2 separate regions of the Homo sapiens genome follow, and region 1 is linked to region 2. The links are chromatin loops, found by intact Hi-C in ENCODE. Cell type or tissue: dorsolateral prefrontal cortex. All regions are shown on one strand. Links, peaks and the distances in the headings refer to the core of each region. The heading gives the core; the rest is flanking DNA. Region 1 overlaps CREBBP (CREB binding lysine acetyltransferase). Region 2 overlaps CREBBP (CREB binding lysine acetyltransferase).

Region 1 (9,673 bases), core at 955-8,954, 84 kb after region 2:
ACAGAGTCTCGCTCTGCGGCCCAGGCTGGATGGAGTGCAGTGGCGTGATCTCGGCTCACTGCAAGGTCCGCCTCCCGGGTTCACGCCACTGTCCTGCCTCAGCCTCCCAAGTAGCTGGGATTATAGGCGCCCACCACCATGCCCGGCTAATTTTTTGTATTTTTAGTAGAGACGGGGTTTCACCGTATTAGCCAGGATGGTCTCGATCTCCTGACCTCATGATCCATGGGAGGCCTCAGCCTCCCAAAGTGCTGGGATTACAGGTGTGAGCCACCGTGCCCGGCCGATTACATTATTTAAAAGTTAAAATACAAGAAGTAAACTAGCTTTAACGCAAAATGAAATCAGTGATTTCTTAAAAGTGTTGAAGCTGCAGCAAATGATAATAAAGACATACACAGAAACTACAAAGAGTTAAAAATAAGAGCCTAAAAGTATTTGTAGTATATGAAAGGGGTAAATGTCAATCATACAGGAAGATGAGAAGCACAGTGACTCCCGACTATAAATGGACAAAAGACATAAGCAGGTCTTCACCCCAAAGGGAAATAAAACACTAAACAAAATAATCCGTCTTTCCTGATAAGGAAACAAATGGGAACTAAAACAACCCTTTTTCTGGTCCCTTTCAAAGTAACTTTTCTCTGAAGCGTGGTCTACACATGTCATCTCTACCCTCTCATTTCCCACGCACTCTAACCCACAACGGCCAGGCTATTCATGTATGTGCAAGGAAGAAGTATGTAGAAATATGTTCATCTTAGTATTATCTGTAGCATCCAAAAAAAAAAAAAAAGCACAAAAAATACCCAGAGGCAGTTTTTCCTAGTGGTTACAGACTCTATACTGGGGCTGCCCACACTGGACACCAGCTCTGCCTCCAGCTCCCTATTCATTAGTGATGTGACCTTGGTAGGTTACTCAGCCTTTCTTTGCCTCAGTTTCCTCATCTGGAAACTAGGGGTAACAATGGCCCCTACACCTCATAACGCTGTTGTGAGGACCAAATGAATAAGTAAGTGTAAAACACGACTGAGAACAAACAGTGCCTATGGGTGGTAAATGCTAAGTACTGTCTATTATTATTACTGCTATCCATAACAGGAGGTTTAATAAGCGGCTGTATAATACTTTAAAACATCAGGCCGGGTGCGGTGGCTCACGCCTGTAATCCCAGCACTTTGGGAGGCCAAGGTAGGCGGATCACGAGGTCAGGAGATTGAGACCATCCTGGCTAACACGGTGAAACCCTGTCTCTACTAAAAATATAAAAAATCAGCCAGGTGTGGTGGCAGGCACCTGTAGTCCCAGCTACTCTGGAGGCTGAGGCAGGAGAATGGCGTGAACCCAGGAGGCAGAGCTTGCAGTGAGCCAAGATTGCGCCACTGCACTCCAGCCTGGATGACAGCCTGGGAAACAGAGTGAGACTCCATCTCAAAAAAACAAACAAACAAAAAACACCATACATCGGCCAGGCACGGTAGCTCATGCCTGTAATCCCAGCACTTTGGGAGGCCAAGGCAGGCAGACGATCTGAGGTCAGGAGTTCAAGACCAGCCTGGCTAATATGGCGAAGCCCTATCTCTACTAAAAACACAAAAATGAGCTGGGCGTGGTGGCAGGCGCCTGTAATTGCAGCTACTCGAGAGGCTGAGGCAGGAGAGTCGCTTGAACCTGGGAGGTGGAAGTTGCAGTGAACTGAGATATCGCCATTGCACTCCAGCCTGGGCAACAAGAGCGAAACTCCGTCTCAAAAACAAACAAACAAACAAACAAACACACACACACACACACACACGAAAAAGAAAAGAAAATTAAAACCTTTTTTCTGCATGGTGGCAGACCCTAATGTCTGCTCACCCAATACCCCTGGCCCCATGCTGCTGGCAACACCCACATGATCTGAAGTGGCTGCCTGGGAGGTTCCTCTGAGGAACGTTCCCTGGCCACAGGAGGGAGAGTAACCAGATAAGCCCACCACCACGATCACGTTCCCCTTTGCAAGTGACACAATCTCAGCTAAGGGAATCTGAAGGTACACTGAACCAGGACCATTGTGGAAAAGGTGTTCCTTCCTCACAGCAATGGATGCTCAGAAAGAAATCTCCCTCCTCTTCTTCACCAGATCTCGTCATGGGCAGGTGACAATCACCCTGTAGCCAGGAGAGCAGACACCACTTGCATGCTAAGGATGGCTGTAGCCAAAAACATAAACACCTGGGGTGGGGAGATCATCTCTGAACTGCTGAGTGATGCAACCCTAGTACTTCCCCACCTTCAAACTTCATGTTATGTGAGAAAATACACTTACTATCACTTAAGCCATTTTAGCTGGAGTTTAACCTCACCCTAACCCTAACAGACCCATCATGTCTATGGAAGAAGTTCAAACACCTTCTCATGGCACGTGAGGCTATCTTCTTGGCCTTCCTTTACAGGACAACACCAGATGCCCCCTACTTTCCAGCCACAACACTGAGAGCTGGCACAGGCATTGGGAATCTTTCTTCTTGAATCTCTCATTCTAAAACTCACCTCAGTTCCCACTCAGATTAAACACAGCAACTATGAAGACTTTCTTTGGGCTGCCCCTGCAGAACAGACCAGTCCCTCTTGTCAGTCTAGAAAACCACGTCTAACACACACTTGTTATCTTCCCACCTGTCTGTAAGGAATGAGATGTGATTTAGGAGTGTGTACATGCATGTAACAGTTTTTGAAGAAAAACCGAGACTGAGAGTAAGTTGCAGACGAAATAACACTGTTCTCCTAAGTACTTCAGTACGTATCTCCTAACAACATCCTCTTACATAATCACAGTATGCATGTGCAACTCAGGAAATGTAACACTGATACAATACTGAATATACTGCCCTTACTCAAATTTTGCTGGTTGTCCCAATAATGATCTTTATCACACATCTGTCTCTTCAAAATGACATGTCCTATAGCCATGAGATTACAAGATCCAAGATCTAATTCAGGATCATGGTGCATTTAATTGTCATGTCTTTGTCACCTTGTTTAATCGAAAAAGGATCAAAGGTTCCCTGGCCTTTGTCTTTCGTAAGTGACATTTTATTCTTATTTGTTTATTAGACAGAGTCTTGCTCTGTTGCCCACGCTAGATGGAGTGCAGTGGCACGATCCAGGCTCACTGCAACCTTTGCCTCCCGGGTTCAAGCAATTCTCCAACCTCAGCCAGAATAGCTGGGATTACAGGCGTGCACCACCGCACCCGGCTAACGTTTGTATTTTTAGTAGAGACGGGGTTTCGCCACGTTGGCCAGGCTGGTTTCGAACTTCTGACCTCAGGTGATCCGCCCGCCTAAGCCTCCCAAAGTGCTAGGATTACAGGCGTGAGCCATTGCACCCGGCCATAACTGACATTTTTGAAGAATAGAGGCCAGTTGTTATTGTAGAAGGTCCTTCAATTTGGGGTACCTCCTCATGGTTACAGGGCATGTCATTTTGAAGAGAAAGGAATCTGATCCCGGATACAGCAGACAGTTCCATGAGGGCACAGGGCCTGTACCTGGTGAAATAGGTCTCAACATGCTTCTGAGGGTTCCAATCCATAGTTTTTACGCTATTTTGCTATCCTAAATTTGGAGATTCACTGAGGTGTCCAGACACAAACTGTACAATATTTATTAAATATGTATTAAAAAGTCCTCTCTATCATAACTACTGTTTTGTTTGTTGCCCTCCAGGCTTTGTCCACCTGCACACACAAATTTACTCGGTACTCCTTAATAAATATTTTTGTCCAACCCAAATGATAAACGTTTGAGGTGGTAGATATCCTAATTACTATGATTTGCTCATTATGCATTGCATGCATGTTACAAAATATTCTGTAACCCCTTAATATATACAATCACATGTCAACTACAAATAAAAGGAAAAAAGAAAATATGTACCCCCCCAAATAACAACATTTTATTTTTTATTTTATGTTTTAGAGATAGGGTCTTGCTCTGTCACCTCTGTGCAATGGCACAATCACAGCTCACTGTATCCTCAAACTCCTGGACTCAACCAATTCTCCCGCTTCAGCCCCCTATAGCTGGGACCACAGGTGTGCCCCACCACAAACAGCTCATTTTTTATTTTATTTTTAATTAATGAATTAATTAAATAATTATTTTGACAGGGTCTTGCTCCGGCACCCAGGCTGGAGTGCAGTGAAGTTGCAGGCTCAATGCAGCTTCCGCCCTGCACCAAAACACCCACCTGATTTTTGTACTGTTTTGGAGAGACAGGGTTTCGCCATGTTTCCCAGGCTTGCCAGCTAATTAAAAAAATTTTTTTTTGTAGAGATGGGGTCTTGCTATGTTGCCCAGGCTGGTCTCAAACTCCTGGCCTCAAGAAATACTCCTACTTCAGTCTCCCAAAGCACTGGGATTACAGGCATGAGCCACTGCAGCCCAAAATAACTACTTTTAAAAATGCAGTGTTCCTTAACTGATGAGCATGAAAATGAAACTTCATCTAAACCAGGAACTGGAGCCATTACCATTAGAGATCAGCTCTCCTTCCTTTCTGTCCAGGGCGAGGATGAAGAGACCGTGTCAAGCACTGTAACCCAGAAGCAAACAAGGGCCAAATATTTTATATTTAAGTTTGGAAAAATCTGCAAAAGGCGACCTAACTGGCTATTTTGAACATCCCTAAGCACTCTTCCTAGGAGAGGGAGGCCAGGCCACAGAAGAGCAGATAAACTCAGAGAGTACTTAGTGAAACCCAGGGCAGGGCTGGCCTCAGTGTAGAACAATGGGAACAGAACAGCTGGAAGCTGAGCACAGGAGTTGAAATCCTGCATCCTTAGGCAAACTGCTTCATCTCTGCATCTTCATACCCTCACCTGTAAAACAAGGGTACCAACGCCCCAGAGTTAAAAACTTCACCCATCATCCTGCCACTCTCAGAGCTATCAGTTTTCATTTATGGTTTATTCTAGTTCTTATCAAATTCACAGGCAAGTTTCAAAGTTGTAAGCAGGGCTTATGTCCTGGGCTAGTGTTTTTGTTTTTCACTGGTCTGCTACACTCTGACCACCGTGACCACTTTTTCATCCTATTTCAGTCCAAATACATATACCAGCTGTTTGGGTGAAGGCAGAGTTAGACAAATTCTTCTTCTGTAATTCACCATATGAATATGTGTAAAACCAAATATACAGGTGTGGCTTTTTAAAAGGCAAGATAGGGCGCACACGTAGTCGTACCATCACCCTTCTGTTTACCACTGTCACCACATTTCCATATTCCCTAGTTCAGCAAAACTGACAAAGGGGAGTGAAGGAGGCAGGCCAGGATATTGCAACACAACACAGCTTTGCTTTCTACACACCAAAGTGTCCCAACACATGGGTTAAGCAAGAGCAATCTGTATCATCGGAAGTTCCTAAGGTTCACGATTGACAGCGATCCAGTCCCAGGTAAGCCCTCTTCTCTCTGACCGTTACCAGGGGGCCCGGGAGAATGCAAAGAAAAGGAGACTGTGGGCACCCTGCACCCAGAGCATTTGCACCTCAAGGAAACTTCACCAGCCGATATCAAATAGCGAACACTGCCTGTCATACTTCCATAGCTAGGGAAAGGAATTTTCCCTTTTGCAGCTTCCTGGCTGCCAACCAGGAGGCTACCCCTTTCATTAAGCTGAAATGAGAGAAAAGAGAGGCTACACATTTCCCCATTTCTATCACACTCATACGAGGCTGGGAAGACCCAGTGAGGAATGAGGAAAATAGTAGGGACTTAGGAAGGAGAAAGTTACAGCCAAACTCAGCCAGCCTCAGGAAAGGCAACTGTTTACCAAGCAAGGTACAGAGGACATTCACTTCTATACTAGGAAACCCAAGCCGGTGGTCTGCATGCAGACTGTTAGGTGGGGATCACTCCTAAACACTGAAAGACAAATGGTACCTACATCTGTTCCAGGATCCATTCTTAATAATGATGATCAGAAATCAGCATTTCACCTTAAGCAAGGAATGAACTACTAGAATCAAACACCAGGTGGGTGGCTAAATCAATCTGTGCAGCCAATAACATTTGAAAACAGCCTCATCTGAAAAAAATTTCAAAGCCATCAGCCAAAGTATCCACAAAACACACCTTTCTTCAGGTTTTCTACAGCCTCCTCTTCCATAATACCTTATTTTCTTCTTTGAATTCCACTTGGAGCCCCAGATTATTTGTACTGACAGGACTGGTCTATCACACCTTCTCCTGGAAATAAGAACTCTTTTATGCTCCTACAGACACAATGCGTTAAAATTATGCTAACAATTTCACGTTATAACGTGCGTGGGGCTGTAAGCTCCCTGAAAGCAGGGATCCTGTCTTGCTTATCTACTCAGTGCCTAGCATAAAATGCTTCGTATGTACTAGGCACTCAATAAACCCACGTGCTGAATGAGTGCTCACATTATAGAGGATACACAGTATCAACAAGCTGCTTGTCTAGTCAAAGATATAAAGCAGTAATCTTAATGTTTACTACTACTTTCTGAAAACAGAAACAATAACGAATTCTCTAGAAATATTACACTGGGTCATCTTTCTCTTTAAGACTTTTTCCTATTGCCCTCTTTACCTTTTAGGGGACCACCCAAGTATATTTCACTCTTTGGCTACAAACTCAGCATCAATGAACCCCAACCCTAGAATTGATACACAGATTAAATGGCATAATGTAGGATGAGCAACAGTAGTGTAAGAAATAAGCATGTAAGAGTTCAGATGCTGTTTTGTGATGTGTTCATACTTCTCTGCTTTCCCTCCCACACATATTTTCTCTTCCTCACCCACTCCTAATTTCTCTCTCACATCCCTATTTCCTGTGAAAAAGGTCTCCTTTCTTTAGATTTTTTTTTCATGGTTTCTTTAGATTGTCTTTTGCATTACTTTTGTAATACTGTGACTATGTATTTGGTCTTCCACCCTGTCTCCTGGCATACAACTCCTAAAATCCTTGGAATCTCCAAAATAGAATTTTTATTTTTTATTTTTTTATTTTTATTTTTTTTTGGCTCTGTCGCCTAGGCTAGAGTGCAGTGGCACGATCTTGGCTCACTGCAGCCTCTACTTCCCGGATTCAAACAATTCTTCTGCCTCAGCCTCCCAAGTAGCTGGGATTACAGGCGCATACCACCACACCCGGCTAATTTTTTGTATTTTCAGCAGAGACGGGGTTTCACCATGTTGGCCAGAATGGTCTAGAACTCCCAACCTCAGGTGATCCATCCGCCTCGGCCTCACAAATTGCTGGGATTATAGGTGTGAGCCACCACACCCAACCAGTAATGTCTTTTCGTATGCTCACGAATTGACTGATGGCTGGCAGCTCCTAGGTAGCTTCGGACAGGAGCTGGTCACCAGGAAGACCAAGGCATGACTGATTAGAGGACTGGGACTTTCAGCCCATCCTTAATTTCCAGGGAAGGGAGAGATACTAAAGCTTAAGTTGATCACCAACGGCCAATGGTTTAATCAATCATGCCTATGTAATGAAGCCTCCATAAAAACTCACAAGTACAGGGTTCAGAGAGCTTCCAGATAGCTGAACACATGGAGGTTCCTGAAGAGTGGCACACCTGGACGGGGCAAAAAGGCTACATGGCCCTCTCACACGCCTTGCCCTATCACCTGATATTCAGTGGTATCCTTCATAATATCCTTTACAATAAAAAACCAGTAAACATGTTTCCTTGAGCTCTGTCAACCGCTCTAGTAAATTAATTGAACCCAAGGAGGGGCTTGTGGGAACCCCATTTATAGCCAGTCAGAAGCACAGGTAAAACAACTTGGGGCTTGCAAATGGTGGGGGGCGGGGGCAGTCTTGAGGACTGAGCCCTCAACCGTGGGATCTGACACCATCTGCCTGTCAGCTGGCGTCTGCTGCAGCACCGAGTGCCTACTCGGTGTGTGTGTGTGGCTGGGGGCATCTCCACAAATCTGGTCCCAGAGGTGTTCTGTGTCGACTGTTGACACTGAGTATAGGAATAAAGGAGTATAGGAGAAACCTGATTTTTCCCTACATCCTCAGACTTGTACTATAGCCCTGACTACTCAAATGCTTCTATTAAATCTTTCAAAAGCTAAACATTTTTATTCACCTATTTACCTACCCTCGAAAAACTTCCAAAAGGAATTTTTTTTAAGAGATGGGGTCTGTGTTGCCCAGGCTGGAGTGCAGTGGCCATTCACAAGTGTGATCATGGCTCACTGTAGCCTCAAACTCCTAAACTCCTGGACTCAAGCAATCCTCCTGCCTCAGCCTCCCAAGTAGCCAAGACTGCTGGCATGTGCCACTGTGGCTCCAAAAAGAATTTTTAATTTCTAAGTTAACGGACACAGGAAGAGGTAATGCACATGTTAATTGGCTCAATTTAGCCAATCCACAATGTATAGATATTTCAAAACATCATGTTGTATATGATAAATACATACAATTTTTATTTGTTAATTAAAACAAAATTTGAAGGAAAAAAACTACATACAAAAAACTTGATCCAGCAAGGGCAAAGCATCCTGGAAAAGTTCACTCCTAGAGATGAGGAATCTAGAGAGTGGTGGAAGGATTCACAGTGTTGTTATTATTATTGTTAAATGACCTGGAGGCCACACTACGCTCTCGGTGTGTTTACTGATCTATTACTAATTAGACACTACGGACACAGGAAGTGCAGTCTGGTGTAGTGAGAAGAGTACTCAACCAAGCCCTGGTTCAGATCACAGCTGTCACCACAGCTACTGCCTCCCTGTGTACCCCTCCTTAGCTCTAAAATGGAAGGACAGCTGGGTGCAGTGGCTCATGCCTGTAATCCCAGCACTTTGGGAGGCAGACAGGTGGGTCACCTATGGTCAGGAGTTCGAAACCAGCCTAGCCAACATGGTGAAACCCTGTCTCTACTAAAAATACTGAAAATTACAAAAAATTAGCTGGGCGTGGTGGCAGGTGCCTATAACCCCAGCTACTCGGGAAGCTGAGGCAGGAGAATCACTGGGAGGTTGCAGTGAGCCGAGATCGCGCCATTGCACTCCAGCCTGGGCAACAAGGGCAAAACTCTGTCCCAAAAAAATAAATAAATAAAATAAAATAAAGGACAGTAGCACCTGCTTCGCAGGATCGTTGATGAAAGAATTAAACCATACAGCATTTAGCACTGAGCTTGGCATGCAGTAAGGACTCAAAAAATATTAGTCATTACTATCACTGTCCCAATCCCATCTCCCAAGGCACCTATGAGGGCTGAACCAGCCAAAGCCTTTAAGAACCTGGCACTCCAGGGTTGGTACAGAGCAGGCGCTCAACAGCCGCCACTTATCAATGGTAGTGACTTGCTAATAAACTCATCCCTGCTGATCTGTGGCAATTCTAGTAGAATTAAAGGTTACTTTGCTTTGAAAGTTCTTGGGGATTATGCAAATAAATATAATGGAACAACTCTCTATACCAAAAAAAAAAAAAAAAAAGAAAGAGAAAAGCTGTTTTATTAATATTTATGCCATCGTAAGTAATTTTTATCTAGGCATTTAAACAAGTTCCCAAAAGACATCTAACTTTTTTTTTTTTTTTTACAATGACTATTAGGAAATAATTAAAGCAACCTCCTTCTAAAATCTTCCGTAATTCAGGCTTCTTTTATGCAGACACACCAATC
Region 2 (8,157 bases), core at 1-8,000:
CTTGGGTCTCCGTCTTCATTTCCAGCACAGGTACGTCAGGTCCTGGCTGCTGGGAATTGGTTTCTGCGCTGGCCACCGAGGAGGGGGTAGGGACTCTGTTATCAATGCTGGCTGCTGCCTGGGAAAGCTGTGAAAAAACCGAAAGCACTGACTTCAGTAAGCAAGGTAACATAAATGATCTTCAACTATGCTGCTCATGCAACCTACAATTTCCCATTAACATTTCTCAATACTGATCCAGCAGGTGCCCTTCTGTGAAACCGAAGAACAGGGGTTAAAGTAGGAATGAGTTCTAGAGGGAGGTAACAGCAGCCAGAGGTACAACTCAGGTCTTGCCACAAAGGCAGAGGAAACAGCAGAGCTTTTCAAACTTTGACATAAATTTATTTTCTCGAAGTTTTCTAGCTAAATCATGAAATCTCATATTTTGAAATTAATTCCCTTCAATATGGTGGTTAATGTGTATGGTAAAAGGCTGAATTATGAATGCCTAAGCACATCTGAAGGGAGGGAAATCAAGTGCCTACCCAAAGACAGTGTTACCCAGCCTGTGTGAACGGTAGGAACACGGGTGCTGGTGGAGTAAATGAACATTACACGAAGGAACCACTAAAAGAATTCCTAATTTGCAAATTCTTACTCAATGGAATTTTTTTTTTTTTGAGACGGAGTCTCACTCTGTCACCTAGGCTGGAGTACAATGGCGCAATCTCGGCTCGATACAATTTCTGCCTCCCAGGCTCAAGCGATTCTCCCGCCTCAGCCTCCCGAGTAGCTGGGAATACAGGCACCAGCCATCATGCCCGGCTAATTTTTATATTTTTGTAGAGACAAGGTTTCACAACTTTGGCCAGGCTGGTCTCGAACTCCTGAGCTCCGGTGATCCGCCTGCCTCAGCCTCCCAAAGTAGTGGGATTACAGGCGTGAACCACCGCGCCCAGCCTCAATGGAGTTTTAAGTAAACAAACAAAAGATGACAATGTCTCGCTCTGTTGCCCAGGCTGGAGTACAGTGGCGTGATCTTGGCTCACTGTAACCTGTACCTCCTAGGCTCAAGTGATCTTCCCACCTAAGCCTTCTGAGTGGCTGGGACTACAGGACTACAGGCACACACCACCATGCTTGTCTGGTTAAAAAAAATTTTTTTTTGCTGGAGACGAGGTCTCACTATGTTGCCCAGGATGGTCTTGAACTCATGGGCTCAAGTGATTCTCCCACCTTGGCCTCCCAAGGTGCTGAAATTATAGGTGTGAACCACCGCGCCTGGCCTGACACACAATTTTTATGGGAAAATTATCTTCTAAGAGTCTTGGCCCAAAAACAGCAGAGACAGAGAGGCTTACCGGTGTGCCAGGAGGCTGGGCGTGCACAGGCGTCGGCTGTTGCTGCGATGACTGAGGGGTAGCCACAGACGGGGGCTGAACTGGGGTTTGAGGCTGCGGGGTCACCTGGGCCTGGGCTGCTGCCTGGACTGTAGGGGTGCTCTGGGTTTGGGTAGCACTGGGCACTGAGCCAGGAGTCGGGGTGGGAGTCTGCCCGGAAGACGACACAGGAGTTGATGGCTGAGTGGGAGCTGCTGGCTGGGGAGGAGTCATCCCAGGTGGTGTCGTGTGCTGGAGAGATGGCATGCCAGCAGCCGTGGAAGCAGGAGGCGGTGTTGGGTGCAGTGGTGACTGTGTCACTGGAGGGCAAGGTAGCTGGCTGGCCTGAGGCCCCAGCATGTTGAGAGGGTTAGGAAGAGCAGCACCAGGCACCTGTCCCTACCAGAAATGGACAGAGTATGGTAAAATTATTTCCCCCGTTTGAAAATGTGATGAAACATTTGAAAAATTAAATGTATGAAAAAAAAATTTTTTTTTTTGAGACAGTTTCACTCTTGTCGCCCAGGCTGCAATGCAATGGTGCGATCTCGGCTCACTGCAGCCTCCGCCTCCTGGGTTCAAGCAATTCTCCTGTCTCAGCTTCTCGAGTAGCAGGGATTACAGGTGCCCGTCACCACGCCCAGCTAATTTTTCTGTTTTTAGTAGAGATCGGGTTTTGCCATGTTGTCCAGGCTGGTCTCAAACTCCTGACCTCAAGTGATCCTCCCGCCTCGGCCTTCCAAAGTGCTGGGATTACAGGCGTGAGCCACCGCGCCCAGCCAAATGTATGGGAATTTAATCACATTTTCTTGGGAGTGTTCTGCTTGTGAAAATTCATCGAGCTATACACTTGTAATGGGCACTCCTCAATAACGGTAAAACTACACACGTTTCTTATAGTCTGATTTATATAATTAAAACAACCATTGAAACTTATGGCTTAAACACACACATCTACAGCAGTCCCCTCATATCCACTCGGATACATTCCAAGACCCCCAGTCTTGGAACGCCTGAAACTGCGGATAGTACTGAACCCAATATTTACCAAGATTTTTGGATCTGACAACCAAGGTGGACACTCAGTGACTAAGAGGTGGGTAGTGTCTACAGTGTGGAAATGCTGGACAAATAAATGATTCACATCCCTGGGGGCACAGAGTGGGATGGTGACAGAATTCATCATGCAACTTGGAATGGCACTCAATTTAAAACTTTTTTTTTTTTTTTTTAAAAAAAAAAAGACAGAGTCTCGCTCTGTCACCCAGTCTGGAGTGCAATGGCATGATCTTGGCTCACTGCAACCTCCATCTCCCGGGTTCCAGTGATTCTCCTGCCTCAGCCTCCTCAGTAGCTGGGATTACAGGCGTGCAATACCATGCCTAGCTAATTAATTTAAAATTTATGAATTGTTTATTCCCAGAATTTCCCATTTAATATTTTTGGACCACAGTTGACCCCAGGTAACTGAAACCTCAGAAAGTGAAATGACAGATTGGGGGAGCTACTGTACATTGACCCAGCCTATAAGCTTCATGTTCTATAACATGTACCCAATGTTCTTTAACATTTTCTAAGCTTAGCTTAGAAAAAGGTATTTTTTTTTTAAGTTGCTTCTTCCCTGGGGACTATAAAATAAATAAATAAAAATAAGAATAAAAGTTATTGACCATAAATATATACATCCATAAGTACCCTTAACAATTAAAAATTTAAAAAAAAAATTCTCTCTGAAACACAAACACACACACACACACACACACACACACACACACACACGTTAGTTACTGAAAGAGAACTGTTTCAGTGCAGTGGTTCTATACTGGGGATACACTTCAGAATTATTTGTGAACATTTTAAAAATGATTCTGAATCACTGTTCTAGAGCAGGGGTTGGCAATCTCCCAGGGCAAACACACTGAGCTGCTTGTTTCTGTAAATAAAGCTTTATTGGCACACAGCCACCTCATTTATGTACCACAGCAGCTTCTGCACTACAAGAACAGAAGTGATGAAAACCAAGATTGAATGGCCTGCAAAGCTGAAAATATTTAGTATCTGGCCCTTTACACGAAGTTTGCTAATCCTTGTTCTAGAGAAATGAAATGTTATGGAAAGTTAAGAATAATCATTTAGTGAGGAAATCTAATATATAATAATGACTTATGCAGCATTATTTCACATTAAAAACTCAAAACAAGGCTGGGTACGGTAGCTTACTCCTGTAATCCCAGCACTTTGGGAGGCCGAGGTGGGTGGATCACCTGAGGTCAGGAGATCGAGATCAGCCTGGCCAACATGGTGAAATCCCGTCTCTACTAAAAATACAAAAAAAAAAAAAAAAAAAAAAATTAGCTGGGTGTGGTGGCGGGCATCTGTAACCCCAGGTACTTGGCAGGCTTAGGCAGGAGAATCGCTTGAACCCGGGAGGCGGAGGTTGCAGAGCCGAGATTGTACCACTGCACTCCAGTCTGGGCAACAAAACGAGACCCTGTCTTAAAACAGACAAACAAACAAAAAAAAACTTAAAACAAGAATTTTATCTTTTAGGGAGGATTTGGTGTGTTTTAAATACATGTATATTTTGTATACAGTAGCAATGATACGCACTACAACTAACAAAAGAGGAAAAAAGGAAGGAATAAATGGAAAATCAATTTCTTCAGCTCTAGATTGAGAAATTAAAAACATTTAACAAGAAGGGAACTATTGAAATGATTCTGTTAGCTTGATTTCACCTGGCAGTGGAGACAGGTCAAAAGAAACAAAAGCCAAATCATCAAGAGTGAATTCATGGGTCCTTCTCACTCGCTTTTTAAAATCCTAATGCCTCTCAGGGTCACGTTAAAGTTAGAATTTAAAATACACAAACAAAAAATAAGAAAACAAAAACTCAAAGATCAAAACACAAAAGCATACAAACCAAAAATTCTAAATCCATTCCCACTTTTGCATATAGTTAACCCAGAAAGGATAAGAGAAATTCCAAACGAGTTAAGGACTACAGGACAAAGGTGGAGAAAACAAAGAGAAGCTGATACAAAGACATGAAATGTGCATTCTGGAATTTTAATTTCCACGAAGGAAGACAGAAAAAAAAAACCAAAACTTAACACAAGAATTTTATTTCCTAGGGAGCCACGGTCCCAGTGGGGCACAGTACCTGTGACACGCCTGTTTGGGCTGGCGGCTGCCCCATGCCCACACTCATCGCCCCGCTGGATGACGGGAACTGGTTCTGTGGCAGAAACTGGCTCTGAGCGGGCGCCTGGGCCATCATGTTGTTGGTGTGTGCACCCATCATGTTCGGAGGCTGAGGCATTCGGGAAGGAGAAATGGCCATCTACGAGACAACAAGCACCACCAGAGCTGTAGTTCGGAAGCTGACGGCCAGAGTTTTCAAGGTGAGCCAGAATGATCCAAGGCTTCACAACCCCAGAGGATGGCAAGCACAGGGCTCACATCCTGCCCTTCCTCATGGGAAGAGACCACCACTTGCTAAGAACTCCCGCGCTCCTGGGCACCTTACACACTTTCTCAGGCAATCTCTCAAATGAGCCAGCTTCAAAATGTCCTCTGAATAGAAATCAATAGCAGGCTATAATTTAAAGTTTAAGACATGCCTATGAGTTCTCTAAAGTGTTTAGAAAGCAGCCTCGGAACAGCGAGCTCTCAGTCAACAGATGCTGACAATTCCCTGCTGGCCACATATCTGAGGCTGCCTTCTCCAGCCTTGGAACTCCCACATTCTCACAAAGCCACACATTCCTATGAATTTGTTATTCCAATAAAATAACTAACAGTCAAATAATTCTGTGTAGTAATAATTTTTTTAAAATGAGAGATGAAAGAAATAAAGCATAACCCAAATTCAAAGGAACAAGAACCACAGGATTCTCAAGTGACATGAATTCTGCTGCTTAGATAATGTTCCATGTGAGAGGGAGGGCTATCTGCAGCACAGCGAAAGAGAACACTTACCCCTGGCACTGAGCCCATGCTGTTCATCTGGACAGAGTGGTTCATTGGGGAGGCTGCACGAGGTCCCATGGGTGCTTGTGGCAACTGGACGTTCCCCAAGGACATGGGGTTAAATGAATTCATCCCTGTAAATGTACCCACAACGGTTCATTAGGAAAAGCACCCACAGGAAAACAGAATTACAACTTGCTAAATAAACTCTTAAGTAAAATAAGATGGAACGCACAGGCAACAGAAAACTGAAAAGAAATCACCCAATTAATCAATGAAGATGATGAAGGAACAGACTTCTCCATATCCAGAGAAAACGGCATCAATGTGGGGGTGGTGACGGTGGCATGGTGAGGGGTACCAGGGAAGGACGAGGACATGAAGGCATAAGGTTGGGTAAGACAGGAACAAGTGAGACATTAAACGAGGCTGTGGTAGAGCTGAGCCAGAGGGCACAGTACCAAAGTGTCATAGCAACAAAGAGGGTGAGGAGGTGCCCTGAAAGGACAGCACCCTCACAAGCTACAGAAGAGATGTTTCCAGAGACCAGGGCAAGCTTCTGTGCACACCCATACCTAATGCCTCTGGAGCAGCTGACGCCCATCATCCGAGGATTCCCAGCTCCTTGCTGGGTTTACATTCATTGTTAGAATCTGTGCTAAGTCTCCAAATGTTCTTTTAATTTTGCAAGCACCTTAAGCATTAAGAAGTGCCCAAGGGTCAGCCGTCCTCAACCTTAGCCTCCTGTAGTTTACAGGAACACCACATCACTGAAAGACACTTCACAGCCAGTAAGTGTCTCCAGACTGCGGTGTCTAGTTCCTTCCAATTTCCAATAATACTCTGTAAACTCTGAGTTCTAAAGAAGCACCAGTTCAAATTAGTCTTAGGACCAACACTAGAATCTGACAGAACCCTTTAGAGAATTTCTGGAAGGTGCTGCCTTAGCGCTGCTGTAGTCATGAGAAGGCTCAAAGGATGACTCACGGAGCACTACCTTCAATGGCTACCTAGAAATGGTACCCTCAAATAACGGAGTGCCGATGCAGACCAGGAAGACTTTCCAGGGAGTCTATAATGTAAGCTTCCCCACTCCTTGAGAATTTTTTTAAACAAAATGAAAAACAATTACTAAGGAACAGCACTTAAAGAAATCTGTATTTACCCAGATGTGCTGGTAGGGAGGTTGCTAAGTGCATAACTAGAAAACATCTATTCCAATATTCTGCTGGTAAACAGCAGGGGCATCATACCCCACACCAGCAGCATCTTCCTATCCAGGCTGAAGTCCTGGACCAATCCCCAACACAGCATCCAGCCACTTTCCCAAGGCTCAATTTCTCTGACTCCTTGATTTCTTTCTTTTTTTTTTTTGAGATGAGATTTCGCTCTTGTTGCCCAGGCTGGAGTGCAGTGGTGTGATCTCAACTCACTGCAGCCTCCGCCTCCTGGGTTCAAGCAATTCTCCTGCCTCAGCCTCCCGCGTAGCTGGGATTACAGGTGTGCACCACCATGCCTGGCTAAATTTTGTATTTTTAATAGAGACGGGGGTTTCACCATGTTGGCTAGGCTGGTCTCAAACTCCTGACCTCAAGTGATCCTCCTGCTTCGGCCTCCCAAAGTGCTGGGATTACAGGTGTGAGCCACTGTGCCCAGCCTGACTCCTTGATTTCTTTCAAAAATCAAAGCCTGAGCAAAGCCTCTTTCCTTAGAGTCTTCTGGATAATGTCACCACCTTGTTTCACAACCTGGAAAAATGTCCTCCTGCTTGGGTCTCAATGGTCAAGAGCTACAGGGTTTTCAAATGCTCCCTGCCCCAAAATAAAAATCACTGCTTCAACCAACCAAAAACCAGAGGCTCTCTACTTAAGAACCTTTCAAGGTTGTTGAGACAGCTGCTGACACCCCAACCTGGCACAGGACCTGTGTGTACACTCTCTCCAGAAGTTGACATCCAGCCAGCTGGGCTTAACCCCTAGGGCCAAGAGCAGCCCGTGCCGTCCCCATTTCAGCCTCTGCAAGTGCTCAGCAGTCTAGGACTGTCTTGCATGCTTCTCCTTCTCAGCATTCAGAAGCACTCCCTCCCCACATCTAGGGTGCTTCTTTCTCGGACTCTTCCTAAGAGTAACGTACCACACCCCCTTCACCATCCATTAAAAAAATAAAAAGCTGGCCGGGTGCAGTGGCTCATGCCTGTAATCCCAGCACTTTGGAAGGCCAAGGTGGGCAGATCACAAGTTCACGCGATTGAGACCATCCTGGCTAACATGGTGAAACCCCATCTCTACTAAAAAAAAAGATACAAAAAATTAGCTGGGCGTGGTGGCAGGTGCCTGTAGTCTCAGCTACTATGGAGGCTGAGGCAGGAGAATGGCATGAACCCGGGAGGCGGAGCTTGCAGTGAGCCCAGATCGTGCCACTGCACTCCAGCCTGGGCAACAAAGTAAGGCTCTGTCTCAAAAAAATAAAAGAAAAGAAAATAAAGTAAAATAAAAAGCTAAGGCCGGGTGCAGTGGCTCACTCCTGTAATCCCAGCACTTTGGGAGGCTGAGGTGGACGGATCACGGAGATCAAGACCATCCTGGCTAACACGGTGAAACCCCGTCTCTATTAAAAATACAAAAAATTAGCCACGCGTGGTGGTGGGCGCCTGTAGTCCCAGCTACTCAGGAGGCTGAGGCAGGAGAATGGTGTGAACCCAGGAGGCGGAGCTTGCAGTGAGCCAAGATGGAGCCACTGCACTCCAGCCTGGGCGACAGAGCGAGACTCCATCTCAAAAAAATAAAAATAAAATAAAATAAAATAGAAATAAATAAATAAATAA

What was found. Hi-C counts contacts between places; a loop is a spot of excess contacts. Peaks named below come from ENCODE experiments on the same cell type or tissue, not always from the same donor. Only the 100,000 strongest peaks of a DNase experiment are listed, where the experiment ranks them.
Region 1: it touches region 2 in a loop (2.5-fold over the local background); 5 of 110 quality-filtered maps call a loop at or near these places.

What each region holds. Positions count from the first base shown.
Region 1 is chr16:3,852,186-3,861,858 of GRCh38, forward strand. All of the region lies in intron 1 of CREBBP (CREB binding lysine acetyltransferase), which reads right to left. Among named protein-coding and RNA genes, the nearest start is that of CREBBP, 24 kb to the right of the region's middle. RefSeq lists a silencer at 7,702-7,886. In dorsolateral prefrontal cortex, for the core only: no CTCF peak of the experiment used is centred there; no DNase peak of the experiment used is centred there; H3K27ac peaks cover 4,539 bases.
Region 2 is chr16:3,769,227-3,777,383 of GRCh38, forward strand. CREBBP (CREB binding lysine acetyltransferase) reads right to left here. Exons shown (of 31, transcript NM_004380.3): 12 at 5,343-5,467; 13 at 4,525-4,704; 14 at 1,344-1,760; 15 at 1-127. Among named protein-coding and RNA genes, the nearest start is that of TRAP1, 56 kb to the left of the region's middle. In dorsolateral prefrontal cortex, for the core only: a CTCF peak has its summit at 3,253; DNase peaks (open chromatin) are centred at 3,295, 4,609 and 5,375; H3K4me3 peaks cover 940 bases; H3K27ac peaks cover 3,591 bases.